Linked DNA regions of Homo sapiens: region 1 is linked to region 2. Evidence: chromatin contacts called from ENCODE Hi-C or POLR2A ChIA-PET data. All regions are on one chromosome and are shown on one strand. The core of a region is the stretch at or near the end of the contact, and the rest is flanking DNA. Distances in the headings are between cores, read along the strand shown. Region 1 overlaps TPST2 (tyrosylprotein sulfotransferase 2). Region 2 holds the start of ASPHD2 (aspartate beta-hydroxylase domain containing 2).

What was found. Hi-C counts contacts between places; a loop is a spot of excess contacts on that map. ChIA-PET counts read pairs that join two places held with the same protein, here RNA polymerase II (POLR2A). Pooled maps may share reads with other maps.
Region 1: a loop to region 2 is called in a pooled map, with 4 times the contacts of the local background. The contact joins the enhancer-like site here to the promoter of ASPHD2 in region 2. A Hi-C loop is called at or near these places in 2 of 168 maps with a recorded cell type or tissue (CD14-positive monocyte and CD4-positive, alpha-beta T cell) and 5 of 50 pooled maps. POLR2A ChIA-PET finds 5 or more read pairs at or near these places in 2 of 52 experiments (BJ and CD4-positive, alpha-beta T cell).

The regions. Positions count from the first base shown.
Region 1 is chr22:26,576,566-26,582,485 of GRCh38, reverse strand. The region is part of intron 1 of TPST2 (tyrosylprotein sulfotransferase 2); the gene reads left to right. Among named protein-coding and RNA genes, the nearest start is that of TPST2, 11 kb to the left of the region's middle. RefSeq lists enhancers at 877-1,794, 1,795-2,712, 2,904-2,953 and silencers at 1,528-1,822, 2,684-2,763. Within about 2 kb of position 3,050, at least 9 of the 41 ENCODE cell types and tissues checked have a DNase peak (open chromatin) inside an H3K27ac peak, as active enhancers do; they include CD4-positive, alpha-beta T cell, where a contact is called at or near this core.
Region 2 is chr22:26,424,199-26,430,863 of GRCh38, reverse strand. ASPHD2 (aspartate beta-hydroxylase domain containing 2) reads right to left here and starts at 1,604. Exons shown (of 4, transcript NM_020437.5): 1 at 1,378-1,604. RefSeq lists silencers at 1,454-1,513, 1,634-1,763.

The DNA.
Region 1 (5,920 bases), core at 1,801-4,300, 150 kb before region 2:
GGGAACTTGTTAAAGTGCAGATTCTGTGTTTTTGGTTGTTTTTGTTTTTGTTTCTGTTTAGATGGAGTTTCGATCTTGTTGCCCAGGCTGGAGTGCAATGGTACAACCTCGGCTCACTGCAACCTCTGCCTCCCGGGTTCAAGCGATTCTCCTGCCCCAGCCTCCCAAGTAGCTGGGATTACAGACACCTGCCACCATGCCCGGCTAATTTTTGTATTTTTAGTGGAGACGGGATTTCACTGTGTTGGCCAGCCTGGTCTCAAACTCCTGACCTCAAGTGATCTGCCTGCCTCCACCTCCCAAAATGCTGGGATTACAGGCGTGAGCCACAGCGCCCGGCTAAAGTGCACATTCTGATTAGCAGGTTTGGGGCAGAGACTAAGACTGTGTTTCTAACCAGTTTCCAGGGGCCTCTGATGGTGTTTGTCTAAAGACCACATTTGGAATAGTGAGGGTCTGGATCAGAAATTGGCAGATTACCACTCATAGGCCACATCCGGCCCGCTACCTGTATTTGTAAATAAAGTTTTATCGGAACACAGCTATGCTTATTTATTGACATTTTGTCTGTGGCTGCTGTTGTGTAACAAAAGCAGAGTGGAGTAGTTGTGATAGAGACCAGAGAGCCCACATTGCTGGCCTTTGAAGAGAAAGTCTGCCAGTTGCTTTTCTAATCATCTTTTGAGTCCCTACAAGTTATAAAACTTTGATTTGGTGAGTGTTAGATGCTGATAAAAATAGTAATGATTGCAGTTAAGACTTGGGTGCTTTCTGGGTACTTAGCTCTTTACGTTTATTTTTCTTAGCTCAATTCTATCATAGGCAATACTACTGTCTCCACTTTACAGGCGAGAAAACTGAATAGAGGCTGGGCCATTGGCCCAGAGTTTGTGGACCAATGAGTAGGTGAGGCCAATTTGAGTCAAGTTGACTGATTCTTATTGGACAGGAGCTTCTGCCTAGAACTTTTTCCCAGAGCACAGAGAGGGTTTAGTTTAGATTTCCTTCTGTCCCAGAGTGTTCTGGTGCCTTCATTTCTTTCTCAATCCATCCTTCTGTTTACTCAACAAATACCTGTGCACCCTGTGCTGGAAGTTTGGGGACCATGCTGGGTTCTGAGAGGATGTGGGGACTAGGATGGGGTCCCAGCCCTGCACATTCCATGGGGTTGGCAGGGAAGCAACACCAGAAGCCACACAGGATGCTAAGCACCTTGGGGGATACTGGTACAGGGACAGGAGGCAGTCAGGGAAGACTTCCTGGAGGAAGGGGTGCAAATGATGCCAGTAGGAGTTAGCTTTGTAGAGGAGGTCAGGAAAGGTTTTCCAAGGAGAGAGAATCACAAGTGCAAAAGTTTGGAGGTGTGAGACTCTGTGGCCTGGTATGTTTGGTAGAGTTCAGGGCACAAAGACTATAGTGTGTGTGTGTGTGCGTGTGTGTGTGTGTGTGTGTGTGTGTGTGTGTGTATGTATGTTGAGGGTTGGGGGAATCGGTGGTGTTATAATAAAATTGGAGGTCAGCAGGAGTTAAGTCACAACAGAGCCTCAGTGCGATGCCAAAGGACTTGAATTTTGCCCTGGAGGCTGCTGTTGCCTAGTATGAAGTGCTAAATCACAGAGCGAAAGTCTTCCTCCCCACCCTCTGATGACTTTCCGGAGAAAGCCTCCATTAGGTGCTAACGCGTCTTTAGTGCTTCTCCCCAGACTCCTCTTGTTTAACAAAGATCGGACACAACCGGCTCCTTTGGGGATCCTTCCTTAGGCTGGCGGCCGTCTCTAGCCAGAAGGCATAAAAAAACATTGCTTCCTTCGATTTTATTTTTGCATTAATTTTTTAATTAGGGCATGTTTTAAATTTAATCCAGTGGATTATAGTTTCCCTTGAAAATATGTTTTAAAAATATTGGATCCATTGAACAAAAATGAATACGATTAAAGGGGGTTCTGGATGTAATTAACATTGGGAAGGTAGTGTTCAGAAGCTTGGAATTTGGAGAGCCCCACAACAGGTGAGAGGGCTGGAGGGGGCTGGGCCAGTAGTCACCTCTCTCTCAACATTCCCCTTCTTCCCTGGATACCCAGGGGCCTTGACTGAAGGGCGGGATGGCTGTGTAGCTAAGATGTGGGTGCAGGGATGTAGGTGCCCGTTGATGGTGTAGGAGCTGAGGTTCCTGTTCCAGGCTGCTGCTAGTGCTCATCTCTCTCCTTCTCTGTCTGGTGATTTTCTTATTCTTCTTTTCTTTCTTTCTTTTTTTGAGATGGTCTTGCTCTGTTGCCCAAGCTGGAGTGCAGGGGCAGCATTGCAGCCTTGAACTCCTGGGCTCAAGCAATTCTCCTGCCTCAGCCTCTCGAGTAGCTGGGACTACAGGTACAGACCACCACACCTGGTTCATTTTTTATTTTTTGTAGAAATGGGGTCTCACTATGTTGTTCAGGCTGGTCTTGAACTCCTGGGCTCAAGCAATCCACCTGCCTCAGCCTCCCAAAGTACTGGGATTACAGACGTAAGCCTCTGTACCCAACTTGTCTTGGTTTCTATTTTTGTCTCCCTGCCTCTCTCTCCCTCCCACCCATCCCCCCAACTCACGTCTTTCCCTGTCTCTGTCACTCTTTCTGTCTTACTCCCATCTTTGCCTCTCCTCTGACTCTCTCTCCCCATCTACATCCTCTGTCTCTATCTCCCTCTGTCTCTGCCTCTGTCTGTTTTTTTCTCTCTCTGTCTTCTTCCGCCCCAATCTGCACCACTTCCCCCTTCCTTCCCGCTGCCGACCCCAAGCCCACACAGGTGCCAGCACGGCCCTTCCTTTCTCTCATTAAAAACTTTTCATCCCACTTGCTTTGGCTGGTGGCTGACATCCTGCCACAGAACCATCCGGACCCTTGCAGAGCCCGGGGGCTCAGCCAGAAACCTTTGGAGGTGTGAGAAAGTGGTAGTAGCTACTTCCCAGGTGGAAGACAGAGGCCCTGTGGAGTCAGGCACCTGGCAAGGCCGCCCTACAAGGCCATGGTTTCCTCTCAACCCACACCCTTTCCACGCCCCCAGGGCCCTCCCTTCCCCACCGGGCCCCAGGGCTGTGGGGAAGAAGAGGAAGCCTGGGCTAGCAGCAGGACGGCAGATGCTGTTTTTGGTTTGATTTGGTTTGGGGTACTGGGGGAGTGTCGGCTACCCTTCCTCTGAGCACTGCTGGAAGCTGCATGCAGTAGGTGCCTTTGCCCTTCATTCTGCTACGTGGTCATTCCTTGCTCAAGTGCACAGTAGACCAGCAGTGCATATTTGATGGCTAAGAGTTTTGGGAAGAAAAACAAGGTTAGAAACTGAGTCTTGCCTCCAGGCTGGGCACAGTGGCTCACACCCATAATCCCAGCACTCTGGGAGGCCAATGCGGGCGGATCACTTGCGTGAGCTCAGGGGTTCAAGACCAGCCTGAGCAACATGGCGAAACCCTGTCTCTACAAAAAAGTACAAAAATCAGCCGGGCATGGTGGTGCATGCTTTATTCCCAGCTACTTTGGAGGCTGAGGTGGGAGGATTGCTTGAGCCTGGGAGGTCAAGGCTGCAGTGAGCCAAGATCACGCCACTGCACTCTAGCCTGGGTGACAGAGTGAGACCCCGTCTCAAAAAAAAAAAAAAAAGAAAGAAAGAAATAGGGTCCAGCTTTTTCTTTTCACAGATGGGGAAACTGAGGCCCAGAGAGTTGAGGTAACTTGTTCTGGATCATGCAAATAGCTTGGAAATAATGGGGTCTGGGTCTTCCATGCCTCAGAAACTGGGAACAGTGCACCCCTGTGTTGAGCTGGTGGCTGCTTTGACATCCCTCAGCGGTTGTTGTGTAGACACCGACTTCTGAGAGATGGGAGATTCTGGTTCGAGGCCTGGTTTGCTCTCCTCTACCTACTGCGGGACTCTGGGCAAAATCTTCCTTCTCTGAGGACCTTGGGGTCCCCAGGCATAGTCCCCATGGCACAGTCCTGAGGATCGCAGAGCGTGGTCAGGTTTGCAGGGTCGGAGGTTGCTGACCTCACCGTGGATGGAGGGCTTCTTCAACACAGGTTGCTGTACCCCACTTCCAGAGTTCCCATTCAGCGTGGTCTCCTTGAGCCCTGATAATCTGCATTTTGTGTAGGTTCCTAAGCGCTGTTCCTGCTGGTCAGAGAACCCACGTTGAGAGCTGGGGTAGTAGAGGTGCAGCAGACGAAGCACACGGGCGCTAAAACCTGCTGTGAGATCTCAGGCAACGACTTCACCTTTCTGTGCCTTGGCTTCCTCAGCTGTAAAATGGAATGACAGAGCACTGTCCTCATAGATTAGTTGTGAGGATTAAATGAGCGATTGGGAGGCGGAGATGCGCGGATCACCTGAGGTCAGGAGTTCAAGACCAGCCTATATAATTGATTTTAATTGAAATTCCTTTTGGTAATTCTTAAAGATAATAATACATTTTGATGTTTACTCATGAACATTACTGATATTCCTTCCTCCAGCTACATGATAATGTTTTCTCTCCTGTGGGTGAGATCTAAGAAATGAAACTCGGCCAGGCATGGTGGCTAATGCCTGTAATCCTAGCACTTTAGGAGGTCTAGACCTCCTCCTGAGGTCAGGAGTTTGAGACCAGCCTGGCCAACATGGTGAAACCCCATTTCTACTAAAAATACAAAAATTAGCCAGGCATGGTGGCTCAAGCCTGTAATCCCAGCTACTCAGGAGGCTGAGGCAGGAGAATCACTTGAACCTGGGAGATGGAGGTTGCAGTGAGCCGAGCTTGTGCCACTGCATTCCAGCCTGGGTGGCAGACAGAGTGAGACTCTGTCTCAAAAAAAAAAAAAAAAAAAAAAATGGCCGGGTGCAGTGGCTCACACCTGTAATCCCAGCACTTTGGGAGGCCAAGGCGGGCAGATTACAAGGTCAGGAGTTCGAGACCATCCTGGCTAACACGGTGAAACCCCATCTCTACTAAAAAAATACAAAAAATTAGCTGGGCATGGTGGCACACACTTGTAGTCCCAGCTACTACTCGGGAGGATGAGGCAGGAGAATCGCTTGAACCTGGGAGGTGGAAGTTACAGTGAGCCAAGATAGTGCCACTACACTTCAGCCTGGGCGACAGAGCGAGACCTTGTCTCAAAAAAAAAAAGAGCAAATATTTGTAAAGTGTGTAGAAAACCCCCCAGGCACACAGTAAGCACTATATGCATGTTCACTTTTTTTTTTTTTTTTTTTAAAGACAGGGTTTTGCCCTGTCACCCAGGCTGGATTGCGGTGGCATGATCATAGCTTGCTGCAGCCTTGAATTCCTGGGCTCAAGTGATCTCACCCTCCCAAGTAGCAGGGACTACAAGTATGCACCACCACGCTTGGCTAATTTAATTTTCTTTTTTTTTTTTTTTTTTGCAACAGAGTCTCGTTCTGTCGCCCAGGCTGGAGTGCAGTGGCGCAATCTCAGCTCACTGCAAGCTCCGCCTCCCGGGTTCACACCATTCTCCTGCTTCAGCCTCCCGAGTAGCTGGGACTACAGGCATCTGCCACCACGCCCGGCTAATTTTTTGTATTTTTAGTAGAGACGGGGTTTCACTGTGTTAGCCAGGATGGTCTCAATCTCCTGACCTTGTGATCCACCCGCCTCGGCCTCCCAAAGTACTGGGATTACAGGTGTGAGCCACCGCGCCCGGCCTTTTTTTTTAGAGACAGGGTCTTGCTATGTTGCCCAGGCTGGTCTTGAACTCCTTGTCTCAAGTGATTCTCCCACCTCAGCCTCCCAAAATGCTTGGGATTATAGGCATGAGCTACTGTGCCCGGCTTTGTCTTACTATTATTGTTGTTATTCTTATTGCCATGATTATTTACCTTCCCCTCCTCCACAAAGACAATTCTGTTCACAGTGAATTCCTTGCCATTCTCCAAATTTCCAGTGTGCTTTCAC
Region 2 (6,665 bases), core at 355-2,854:
CTGTAAGCAAAAGAATGTAAAAGATTCTGAACCCCAGCTTCAGACCCTCCTCCCGAGATCATAAATAGCACTGAGAGCTCAAGTTAGGACTTTTCATACCTGTCAGTCACTTTTAGCCAAAATATGCCAACAGGCCCCTGCACCCGGAGGTGGATTTACAAGCTCAAAGCTGAACTATGACAATAAAAGAAACACATTTGCAGAGTGACTGGCAGTTTATTAAGCACTGCTTCAAACATTTGATCCTCACAGCTACCTAGTGACAACTCCCCATCTACCCAGTGGGGAGAGGAGAGACTCTCTCCCCCGACAGCTCCTTGCCCAGTGACCACAGTAGCTTCCAGCTTCCTTCGCACATCTGTTCATTGTCATCTGTGTTATTTCTGTCCTCATCAGGGATGGGGACATCTCATTGCAGCTCTGCACTTTAATAATAAGCAACCCCAGATCTTCCAGCTCAGTTGGCTCTGGGGAATTGAGTCCAAATCCATGGCCAGTTGGAGAGCAAGTCCAATCCAAGACAACTTCTCACACCATGAACACCTGGGAGAGCCGGTGTCAGGCCTGACCTGGTCAGCCTAGTTCAGATGTCCATTCCCAGAGGCTGCCTAATGCCAAAGAGTGTCTGCTCACCCTCAGGATGAGGCCAAGTCACCCTGGAAGCCCCCCAGTGAGCAGCACTGGGCAAGGTGTGTGATGCCTGTCACCCTCTCCACTCAGGAGCCAGAGAGATGCCGTGGGGCCAGCCCTTCCCGGTGCAGACCTGGGGACCTTCCCTCTCTTGGCCAGCTTCTCAGCACCCACCTGCCCTGGAGAGTGGGAAAGAGGGGAGGGCTGAAGATGGGTTAGCACAGATGGTGACCACCAGGAGGTCAGGGGAGGAGGGGGATGGGACGATGGAAAGGTGAGTGTTGCCCGGAAAAGTGGACGATCAGCTCAAGATTGTGGAAGGAGGTTTATGGCGCCTCATAATTCGTGGGACAGGGGAGGAGGGTCACCACGTGAAATATGGGAAGTGGGTGATGCTGAGGGCTGGGGGAGGGGACAGGAGGTGAGGAAAGAGGGGTCACAGGGGAGAAGGGAGATGGAGGAAGGGACCACGATGGGGCAGGGAAGAGGAGTAGGAGGAGGTCTAGGGAGGGTGATGCCCGGCTCCGAGGCGGCGGCGCTTAGCACGTACGAGCACTGGCCTCGGCCGGGCCGGGATGCGGGCGCCCGGGTCCCGGAGCATCCTCGGCGGGGGCGGCGGCGGCGGCGGCGCCGGTAAGGGAGGGCCGTGGGCCTGCAGCTGCCGGGCTCCCGCCTCCAACCCCTGTCCTGGGGTCGGCCCAGCCGCGCCGCCCTCCCGCCCCGGCAGCCCCCGGAGACGAAGCTTACCTGCGCCCGGGCGCGCGGACGGCTGCCGGGACCCAGGAGACGCCGCCGCCCGAGGGCGCGGACCCGCGGACGGCCCCTGCCCGGCGCCGCGGAGCCGCCGCCTGGCTGCTGCCCAGCCCACGCCGCGGGAGCCCGAGCCGGAGCCCGAGCCCGAGCCTAAGCCGCGCCGGTGCCCCTGCCGGTGCCGACGCCGCGCTGCGCTCCGCGGGGCCGCGAAGACCACAACTCCCACAATGCCGCGCGCGCTGGGCCGCCGGGGGAGGGGGTACGGGGGGGCGGGGCCTGCGGGGCGGGGCCGGGGACCCCCCTGCACCCGGCACCTGCGCTCGCAGTGCGGGAGGCGACCCGAGGCCGCGCCCGCCGCCGCTCCGGAGGGTCCTGGCAGTGCGCCCCGAGACGCAGCGCCCGCCCAGCCCGAGGTTGCGCGCAGGCGGCGACGGGCGTGCAGTCATTCATTAAGAAAGGCTCGCGTCGCTTCCTTCGCTCTTTCGTTTTTCGCTCTGTGTCTTTCTCAGTTCTCCCTCCCTCTGTCTCTCTGTTCCTCTCTGAGTCGCCCTCGTCTCCATTTCCTCCTTTTCATTCTCTTTCACTTCCCCCCCACCTCACTTCCTCTCGCCCTAACGCCTTCTTTCCTTTATTGATGGACTCAACACGGACTTCTGAGGCCCTCAGGCACTTGGAATGGAACCGCAAATCAAACCAGATTCTTAGTCTCATGGAAAACTCATTCGCTCAGTACAGTAATGATGGGCCAGCCTGGGTCCCCGTCCCTGCCAGCTGCGCTGAGCGTGCGCGGTGAGCGCTCAGGCCCGCCCTGCCCTCAGTGAGCCACCGTCTAGCGGGAGGGGACCCTCACCCCCGGGTAGGGTTTAGGAGGGGAAGTACAGGCAGGACGGTTGTCTGACCAGGGGACTGATGAGCTGCGAATGGAGGCCCCAAGGAGGCTGCTTGGAGGAGGTGACGTTTGAGCTAAGACCTGGGGGAGACTAACAGTGGCTACGGGATGTGTTAGGGGCGCCAGGGAAACTGCATGGGTGGGTTCTGGGAGCATAGAGTAGGATGGCCCGCCCACAATCCATCTGTCTCTGTCCCAGACCCACCTCTCTTGTGTCCCAGAATTTATCTCTAACATGGCCCAGAAGCCACCTCATGTCTGTCCCAGAATCCATTTCTCATCCCTATTCCAGAAGCCACCTTCACCCTGTTCCAGAACGTACCTCCTTCCTGTTCCAGAACCCACCTCCCTCCCTGTCCCAGGACCCACCTCCACCCTGTGCCAGAACTCACCTCCTTCCTGTTACAGAACCCACCTCCTCCCTCTTCCAGAACCCACCTCCTCCCTCTTCCAGAGCCCACCTCCTCCCTCTTCCAGAACCTACCTTCTTTCTGTCCCAGGACCCACTTCCACCCTGTCCCAGGACCCACCTCCTCCCTGTCCCAGGACCCACCTCCACCCTGTCCCAGAGCCCACCTCCTCCCTATTCCAGAAGCCACCTTCACCCTGTTCCAGAACATACCTCCTTCCTGTTCCAGAACCCACCTACTCCCTGTCCCAGGACCCACCTTCACCCTGTGCCAGAACCTACCTCCTTCCTGCTACAGAACCCACCTCCTCTCTCTTCTAGAACCCACCTCCTCCCTCTTCCAGAACCCACCTCCTCCCTCTTCCAGAACGCACCTCCTCCCTCTTCCAGAACGCACTTCCTCCCTGTCCCAGGACCCACCTCCTCCCTGTCCCAGGACCCACCTCCACCCTGTGCCAGAACCCACCTCCTCCCTGTTCCAGGACCCACCCCCTCTCTGTTCCAGAACTCACCTCCACCCTGTTCCAGAACTCACCTCCTCCCTGTCCCAGGACCCACCTCCTCCCTGTCCCAGGACCCACCTCCACCCTGTGCCAGAACCCACCTCCTCCCTGTTCCAGGACCCACCCCCTCTCTGTTCCAGAACTCACCTCCACCCTGTTCCAGAACTCACCTCCTCCCTGTCCCAGGACCCACCTCCTCCCTGTCCCAGGACCCACCTCCACCCTGTGCCAGAACCCACCTCCTCCCTGTTCCAGGACCCACCCCCTCTCTGTTCCAGAACTCACTTCCACCCTGTTCCAGAACTCACCTCCTCCCTGTTCCAAGACCCACCTCCACCCTGTCCCAGTACCCACCTCCTCCCTGTTCCAGAAGCCACCTTCACCCTGTTCCAGAATGTACCTCCTCCCTGTCCCAGAGCCCACCTCCACCATGTCCCAGAACCCACCTCTCATCTCTGTCCCAAAATCCACCTGGTCCCTGACCTAAGAATCTGCCTCTACTGTGATAGCCTAAAATCCACCTCCTCCCTGTTCCAGAACCCAGTTTGTCATGTCCCAGAACCCACTTCTTCCATGTCCCAGAGTACACCTCTCCCATGTCCCAGAATACACCTCTTCCATGTCTTAGACTCTTCTTCATCTCTGTCATTTCTCTCCTTTTCTCAACTCCAAAAGAGGAAGAATGTTTTTTCTCTTTTATTCTACTAAAATAAACCAAAACACTTGCATTGGGAAACCATAATATGCACAGATTTGCTCAAAGTGTGGATAATCAACACAGGCATCAGATTTAGAAACATTAAATGGGATGTCTGTCTTCACTGTCAGCCTAAGAGTGGTTGAGCCTGGGTGGGGTGGAGAAAATGGAGTGGGGGGTATTTGACTCATCTCACATTCAGAAAGTTGCTCAAACTTAGAATTCTCCAAAGGCAGTCATACATTCTATCACAGCATTATCCTGGCAGGTTTGAAAAAAAAAAGATATTTTTATATTGTAAATATGTGTTCCATTCCTGCACCATCTTATCTGTACTGTATTATGAATTAATATTGTCTATCAATCCTATAAGTGTCCTTGACCAGTGCAATTATATGATATCTGTAGACCACTGCTCTGCATTTGTTAGTATTTATTTGTTCAATGGCAATATTACTATACACGCAATTTTGTTAGCCCTGCTTACCATTTCTTCATCTTTTTAATTAGCTGGGAGTCTCAATAAATGGAAATGACCTGGGCCTCTGTCAACCCCTTGGAGACCCTACTAGGTGAATTCTGCAGAAAAGGATATCCATGCCTTTCAGAGGGGGATTTTGGGTGAGAGCTCCAGATAAATTGTTACTGTGCTCATGGAGAGGCGGAGAGGAGGACCAAGGGCATCTGAATTGCCTGCCTTCAGCTTGGCTGCCACCTGCATCCTCCTGCTCTCGCTGCCTTCTTTAGCGCAGTCATCCTACCCACTCCGAGACTACACAACCTATCATTACACCGTCTCATACACTCACGGGGTCCACTCAACTCCCTCCTCCTACAGATGGAAGCCCAGAGAGAAAACATGCCTTGCTCAATCAAGGTTGCAGCAAGTCAGTGGAAAATGTGCTTGCGGCCAGCCGTGGTGGCTCACATCTGTAATCCCAGCACTTTGGGAGGCCGAGGCCAGTGGATCACCTGAAGTCAGAAGTCCTAGACCATCCTGATCAACATGTTGAAACCCTGTCTCTACTAAAAGTACAAAAAGTTTTGTATTAATTTTTGTATTAATTAACTACAGGTGTGGTGGTGCACGCCTGTAGTCCCAGCTACTCTGGAGGCTGAGGCAGGAGAATTGCTTGAACCCAGGAGGCAGAGGTTGCAGTGAGCTGAGATTGCACTACTGCATTCCAGCCTGGGTAACAGAGCAAAACTCTCTGAAAGAAGAAAGAAAGAAAGAGAGAGGGAGGGAGGGAGAGAGGGAAGGAGGAAAGGAAGGAAGGAAAGAAAGAAGGGAGGGAGGGAGGGAGATGTGCTTGCTTGGTGCATTAAAGAAACTGGTATGATCACTTTGGAGAGCAGTTTGGTAGTATTCCTTAAAACAACAACAAATATGTATACACTGAAACCAACAATTTCGCTATGCTATATCTAACCTAGAGGGATTCTGGGATAGATGGAAGACTAGTTGTTTTTTCATATTACGTAATACTGTGAAGCTACTAAAAGCAGGAGCTAGATGTATATATAGCAACGTGGATAAAGCTCCTAGAAAAATAATAGGGTGAAAATTAAAAAAAAAGCAGAATTATGATTGTAGTATGATTTTATCTACATAACACGCACCTGTACACATGTGGGTATACACATGTATTTATATAAAAGCAGGGAAAGCACTAGAAGAACACACTAGTATGTTCTCCTATATAAAATGCAAAATAATTACGTTTGTAAATGCAGATAATATCCCTCAGAGGAAGCACACCAAATTCCTAAGAGTTGTAACTTCAGGGGGGACCAAGAAGGAACAAGGAATTGGGAGCAGTAGGCAAGGGAAACTCCAGCATTTTTTGTGATGTTTTAATTTAATATTTTCAAAGGTGTTTAAATACTCCGGAACAACATGCAGAAAGTTACTGGGACCGCGTCACTCTCCTATCCCTCAACCAGTTGGTTTTCTTTAGTGAAGACAGCCATTATAACAAATTTCTTATTCATCTTTTCAGGAATACGCTTTGCATTTGCAAATATTTGGAAATAGCTTAACTTTTAACTTTTAAAAAGTAAGTTTCACTTTTAACAAATAAGTATTAGTATGTTATTTGTGATATTAAAATGGTTTTTAAAGCCGGGCATGGTGGCTCACACCTGTAATCTCAGCTACTTGGGAGGCTGAGGTGGGAGGATTATTTGAGACCAGGATTTCAAGACCACCCTGGACAACATAATGAGAGCTTGTCTCAAAAAAATTTAAATAAAAGAAAAATTTTATTCACATTAAATATTATTTTTCAAGAATGTAGAATTGTTCAACATCAGAAAGTATTTTAATAGAATTCATTCTGTTAACAAAGTAAAGGAGAAGAATGACACCATGATCTCAACAGATGCAGAAAAAGCATTTGACAGAAGTCAAACATCCATTTATGATTAAAACTCCTAGAAAACTGGGAATATAAGAAAATTTTAGGCCGGGCACGGTAGCTCACACTACAGGTGTGGTGGTGCACGCTATAGCACTTTGGGAGTCCAAGGTGGGTGGATCACCTGAGTCCAGGAGTTTGAGACCAGCCTGGCCAACATGGTGAAACCCCATCTCTACTAAAAATACAACAACAACAAAAAATTAATCGGGCATGGTGGTGGGTGCCTGTAATCCCAGCTACTCAGGAGGCTGAGGCAGGAGAATTGCTTGAATCTGGGAGGCAGAGGCTGCAGTGAGCCCAGATCATGCCATTGCACTCCAGCCTGGGCAACAAGAGCAAAACTCCATCTCAAAAAAAAGGAAAG